2 separate regions of the Homo sapiens genome follow, and region 1 is linked to region 2. Evidence: read pairs that join two places in POLR2A ChIA-PET (ENCODE). Cell type or tissue: K562. All regions are shown on one strand. Links, peaks and the distances in the headings refer to the core of each region. The heading gives the core; the rest is flanking DNA. Region 1 overlaps RBM5 (RNA binding motif protein 5). Region 2 overlaps LINC03143 (long intergenic non-protein coding RNA 3143).

Evidence for each region. ChIA-PET counts read pairs that join two places held together with the same protein. Peaks named below come from ENCODE experiments on the same cell type or tissue, not always from the same donor. Only the 100,000 strongest peaks of a DNase experiment are listed, where the experiment ranks them.
Region 1: POLR2A ChIA-PET joins it to region 2 with 5 read pairs; 5 of 35 experiments call an interaction of 5 or more read pairs at or near these places.

Annotation. Positions count from the first base shown.
Region 1 is chr3:50,095,586-50,098,486 of GRCh38, forward strand. The region is part of intron 4 of RBM5 (RNA binding motif protein 5); the gene reads left to right. Among named protein-coding and RNA genes, the nearest start is that of RBM5-AS1, 4.0 kb to the right of the region's middle. In K562, for the core only: no CTCF peak of the experiment used is centred there; no DNase peak of the experiment used is centred there.
Region 2 is chr3:50,263,301-50,266,201 of GRCh38, forward strand. LINC03143 (long intergenic non-protein coding RNA 3143) reads left to right here. Exons shown (of 1, transcript NR_198941.1): 1 at 1-58. It also overlaps a transcript of SEMA3B not described here. Among named protein-coding and RNA genes, the nearest start is that of SEMA3B-AS1, 2.6 kb to the right of the region's middle. RefSeq lists enhancers at 477-1,052, 1,053-1,626, 1,457-1,751, 1,627-2,202. In K562, for the core only: no CTCF peak of the experiment used is centred there; a DNase peak (open chromatin) is centred at 1,261.

The DNA of each region.
Region 1 (2,901 bases), core at 229-2,728, 170 kb before region 2:
GTCCATTGCTCTACTGTTGTGCCTTTTTCTGCTTGGAGACGCCTGTATGTAAAGCCTGATCTATCGGGCAGAGCTTCTTCTTCGTTATTCTCTTCCTAAGGCACTGTATTCATGACTTTTGTGTAGCACCTTTACTGTAGCCATCAACACACATGTCTCATCTCTACCACAAGATCTCTGAAAATAGGCCTCTGTGTGAACTAGTCACCTCTGTGTCCCCAACCCTTGAACACAGTATGTTACTCAGCCAGTGCTCTTGGTAAAAATGAATGTGAGGTTTTAAAACAGCAGTGTGCCAGTATTTGTTTTCTTGGAGTAATCAAAGTAATATTCTGACTAATGTTTAGTTGAATTTTGGATAAAGCTCAAAATAAGCATTGGATTCCCGTAGCTTTGGGTTTCTAAACCCTGGAAGTAATGAATGTGACAAATGTGAGACAGGATATTAGAGTTAATAGTGGGTAATCATTCCATTATTTGTGATCCACTGCACATCTGCTACACTGTACATGTTAGATGCTACAGTGACACAGAGCTATGGATCTTGCCTCAAAAAAGCTTATGGATGAGTAGCTAAGGTCAGCAGATAATGGTGACAATGCAGAATAGAAAGGGGTCAGAGGCCGAGTATGGTAACTCATGCCTGTAATCCCAGCACTTCGGGAGGCCAAGGTGAAAAGAGTGCTTGAGCCCAGGAGTTCAAGTCCAACCTGGACAACATGGTAAGACGCATCTCTCCAAAAAAAAAAAAAAATAGCCAGTCTTAATGGCGCTTGTCTGTGGTCCCAGTTACTTGGGAGACTGAGGCAGGAAGATCACTTGAGCCTAGGAGGTCAAGGGTACAGTGAGTTGTGTTCACGCCACTGCACTCCAGCCTGAGCGACAGAGCAAGACCCTGTCTCAAAAAGAGGGTCATGTCGGAAAAGGTCCTATTGAAAGAGGTCTGCCTAAGAGCTCTTGAAGGTTATTTAAAGGAAATTGTTACTAGTGGAGGGTAAGGAATCTTCTATTTTTATTTTTGTGAGACAGGGCCTTACTCTGTCGCATAGGCTGGAGTGCAATCGCGTGATTGTGGCTCACAGCAGCCTCCAACTTTTGGGGCTCAGGCAATCCACCAGCCTCAGCCTCCCAAGTAGCTGGGATTACAGGCATGTGTCACCACTCCGAGCTAATTTTTTTTTTTATCGTTTGTTTTTTTTTTTGTAGAGACAAGGTCTCTCTTTATTGCCTAGACTGGTCTTGAACTCTTGTCTTCAATCAATCCTCCCGCCTGGGTCTCCCAAAGTGCTAGGATTATAGGCGTGGAAAACTAAGGGAATGGTGTGGTAGATGGGCCCTTCAGGCGGAGGGGTATCACATGAGCAGGGAATAGAAAGGTACTGAATCTAGATAAGGCCTAGCAATCGGCTTGATTTGGCTGGAGTCAGAGGCTTTTGGCAGGAGAGGGATGAGTGGCAAAGTGCTATTGTGGCTAGGGGCTAGAGTTCTCAAAAGTCTAGCTAAGCCTAAAAGAATATTACTGAGGGTTGGCCAGGTGCGGTGGCTCACGCCTGTAATCCCAGCACTTTAGGATTCTGAGGCAGGCGGATCACAAGGTCAGGAGATCGAGACCATCCTGGCTAGCACGGTGAAACCCTGTCTCTACTAAAACTACAAAAAAATTAGCCAGCCGTGGTGGCGGGCGCCTGTAGTCCCAGTTACTCAGGAGGCTGAGGCAGGAGAATGGCATGAATCTGAGAGGCGGAGCTTGCAGTGAGCCGAGATCGTGCCATTGCACTCCAGCCTGGGCGACAGAGCAAGACTGTCTCAAAAAAAAAAAAAAAGAAACTGCTACAAGTATTGATTTGAGTGTTAGAAATTTTAATGAGTGGTTGAATTCACAGGTGTGATACCTGAGGATAATGAGGATTGGCTGTGTGTAGTCTTGCAGCCGTTGCACCTAGTTATGGAAAGTAGAGGCCAGTGAGAATCTTGTTTCCACAAATTTCACCCTGTTTTTTTTTTCATGGTAGTATTCATGCCTGATATTATTGATGAAGAGACTAGTATATTTTTGTGGCCTTTTGGAAAAAGGAGTTGGTCTGACATTGGAACAAGCCTACCAGCCAGAATACTTTATTCTAGCCCCAATTAATGTTTGATTTATTAGGAGCCTAAGAATGTGATGAACTTTGAAAATTTTTACCAATAATTTAACTGTAAGAAAAGTATGATCCATTAAAAATGTTTACCTGGCCTGGTGCGGTGGCTCACGCCTGTAATCCCAGCACTTTGGGAGGCCAAGGTGGGTGGATTACCTGAGCCCAAGAGATGGAGACCAGCCTGGGCAACATGGTGAAACCCCTCTCTACTAAAATATAAAATATTAGCTGGGTGTGGCGACATGCGCCTGTAGTCCCAGCTACTCTTGAGGCTGAGGCAGAATTGCTTGAACCCAGGAGGCGGAGGTTGCAGTGAGCCGAGATCATGCCATTGCTCTCCAGCCTGGGCAACAGAGTGAGACTCCATCTCAAAAAAATTTAAAAAAAAGTTTATCATCAGGCTCTTCATTTTTTGGCTGTTGATTTTTTTCCTTATTTTGAGAGTAGGCCTCAAAGAGCAGGAAGGCTATTCTTGATTAGGCGTACTTCAGGGCACAGTGACGCATCCACTGCCTCTTTTAAATCTCATCTGAGTCCTTATTTTTATTTTTTTATTTTTTTAAAGATAGGGTTGCACTTTGTCACCCAGGCTGGAGTGCAGTGGTGCAATAGCCCATTGTAACCTCGAACTCCTGGGCTTAAACAGTCCTCCCACCTCAGCCTCCCAGGTAACTAGGACTACAGGTGTATACCATCATGCTTGGGTAATTTTTATTTTATTTTATTATTTTTTTTTGAGACGGAGTCTCACTCTTGCCCA
Region 2 (2,901 bases), core at 95-2,594:
CAGCCTGGGCAACATAGTGAGACCTCCATTTTTACAAAAAATACAAAAATTAACTGTGTGTTGTGGTGTGTGCCTGGAGTCCCAGCTCCTCGGGAGGCTGAGGTGGGGGGATCACTTGAGTTCTGGAGGTCAAGGCTGCTGTGGGCCATGATCTTGCCACTGCACTCCAGCCTGGGTGGCAAAGCAAGATCCTGTCTCAAAAAAAAAAAAAAAAAAAAAAAAAAAGATGAAAAAGAGAGTGGCCCTGTGAATGCCAAGCTAAAAGCCTGCAATCCCGCCAAACTTCAGCAAGCTCTCTGAGTCAGGGGTCAGGGACACGGTCCTGCAGAGGGGAGGCATGGGGAGAGAAATGACAGAATGACCCCAGGGATACAGCCTGGGGGAGGGTAAAGGGGTCAGTGCTTGTCCTAAGTAAGACAAAAGGTAGGGGCTCTCAGGAGGGCAGGCTTGGCAGTGCCAGGGGTGGGTTGGGGACTTGGGAAGGGAGAAGACTGAGGAGTCCCCACCCAGGGGAGGGAGGGAGGTTAAAGTAGAACCCTGGGCACAGAGGGTTGAGGACCCTGGGGTCAAGAGAACCCTGGGGTCAGAGGGTTGAGGAAGTAATTGTACTGAGGTGGCCGGGAGCGGTGACTCATGCCTCTAATCCCAGCACTTTGGGAGGCCAAGGCAGGAGGACTGCTTGAGCCCAGGAGTTCAAGACCAGCCTGGGCAACATGACAAAACCTCATCTCTACCAAAAAAAAATAATAATACAAAAAAATTAGCTAGGCATGGTGGCACATGCCTGTAGTCCCAGCTACTCAGGAGGTTGAGGTGGGAGGATCACTTGAGCTCGGCAGGTTGAGGCTGCCATGAGCCATGATCCCACCACTGCACTCCACCCTGGGTGACAAAGCAAGATCCTGTCTCAAAAAAAAGAAGAAAAAAAAAAGTACTGGGGTGAGGGGCACAGCAAAAGGGGACAAGAGAGGAGCTGAGCCCGAGAAGGGGCCTTGTTCAGCTGGGATGGAAGAGGCAGCAGTGGAGGGTTTCTCTGAGGCCCTCATAGGCCTGGGTGCCCAAGATGCCCAGAGCTAAGGTGGCAGCAAGAGTGCATACCTGTGGTACCCCCACTGTGTGCCAGACCTGCCTGGCCACTGTCTGCAGCTGCAGGGAAAATGAGAGGTGCAGACTCCAGCTAGGGCCACGGGGTCGGCTAAGCGGCAGGGTAGGGATTCAGCCCCACCTCCTGCTGGACTAACAAGGGGGTTGATCCTTGGGGCTGGCTCCAGACTCCTCAGCCCTCCCCCAGAGCATTCAGAGCCCCATACCCAGTACTCCTGGGAGGCTCTCCCCTAGCCAGTTAGGAGAATGTAGTATTTATGTAAATGTCTGTTCATGAGTGCAGTGTGCCCTCAGAGTCCACTTTCCAGCATTCCTGGCATAGCCCCCTCCACCCTGCCGGGCTCCAGAGGAGGGAGGGAGAGGGAGGCCCCGCCCCCAGCCCCCTCTCCTCCCACTCCTCCCTGCTGGGCAATGAGGAAAACAGGAGTGAGGGAAGAGCTGTGATGTGGCTGGTTGGGGGGGCTCCCGCATCCCAGAAGGGCTGACCTCAGCCTGGGAGGAATGTGCAGGAGGGGAGGGCAGGGGTGGGGCAGGCGGGGGTAGGGCCACAGCCAAAGGCCCAGGGTTCTTGGTAGCCCCTCCCTCAGCACCTCCATCTCAGTTCTGACAGGGCCCTCAGAAGGGAAGGGGAACAGGCAAGGAGGGGAGGAGCTAATCTTTCAAAAAAGGTGGGCCAGGGTTCCCTGGGAATGTGGAGACCAGGCTGGGGTGAGGACATGCCTGCAGACGCTTCCCCAGGAGATGCCCCTGGGGCAGGGCCTTAGAGTGTCTGGGAAGTTAGGCCTCAGGTGATGATCCTATGGCCGCCCACGCCTGCCCCCACTGTGCCTAAGTCCTCTGGGCAGCATGACCTGGTACCTACGTGGCCAGAACAAGGAAGAGTTGTGACGTTGGAGCCACAAGCCCTGATGACTAAAGCAGGTGTGAGTGGGGCGCCCAAGATCCCATCCAGTCCAGGCTGCACTGGGAGGGTTGCCACAACCTTCCTCAGATGGGTGTCCCACCCCAACCACACCACCCGGAGTCCAGGCAGGGGCAAAGGGGCAGGCCCAGCTGGTGGCCAGGGGTGGGGAGGCAGGTGCTGAGATTTGGCACAACAATCCAGGTTTTTCCAGAAGGAAAAGCCAAGGCCGTGGTAGGCCATGCCACTGACAGGCAGCCCCAGAGCAAGGACCCAGGCAGGTCTCTGCCCATGGAAGCTCCCTCAAAAGAGAGAGGTCCAGGGTAGGAGTACAGGCAGGAAAAGGGACCCCAGCTGCCTTGCCTGGTTTGCCCCATTCTGTTGAGACTCAGGCTCAGGCTGCCTGATTCCAGAATCCTCGAGGAGTTCCAGCCCCCAGTGTGACCCACAGGCAGTGACCTTGCTCCTGGAGTGCTGACCTCCATGGGGGCCCCTACCCATGGCCTGGCACACTGGACCTGGGGCTGAGGAACAGAAAGGGGACCATGTGGAATCAGGGACAACTTGACCTCCCATCCCTGGAGACCTCCATTCCTACTCAAGGGAGGGTACACATCTAGAGGACAGAGGACAGGGCACAGCACTCAATGGGGACAGAGACAGTCTAGTCCTTTTGGCTGGGGGTTGACTCCCAGGCTATTGGAAAGATAATGGCGGTGGCGGGGGGGTTTCTGATACCGTTTCCCAGAGTGAACACAGGTGGAGGAAGGTGCGGGGTGATGAAACAGAGACAGGGCCCCTGGGCCTGGAAAAACATAAGGCAGTGAGGGCCTATGGGGGCACAGTGGGAGTGGATGGGAGCCTCTGAGGCACTTGCTGATCCTGGCTGCTTGGGT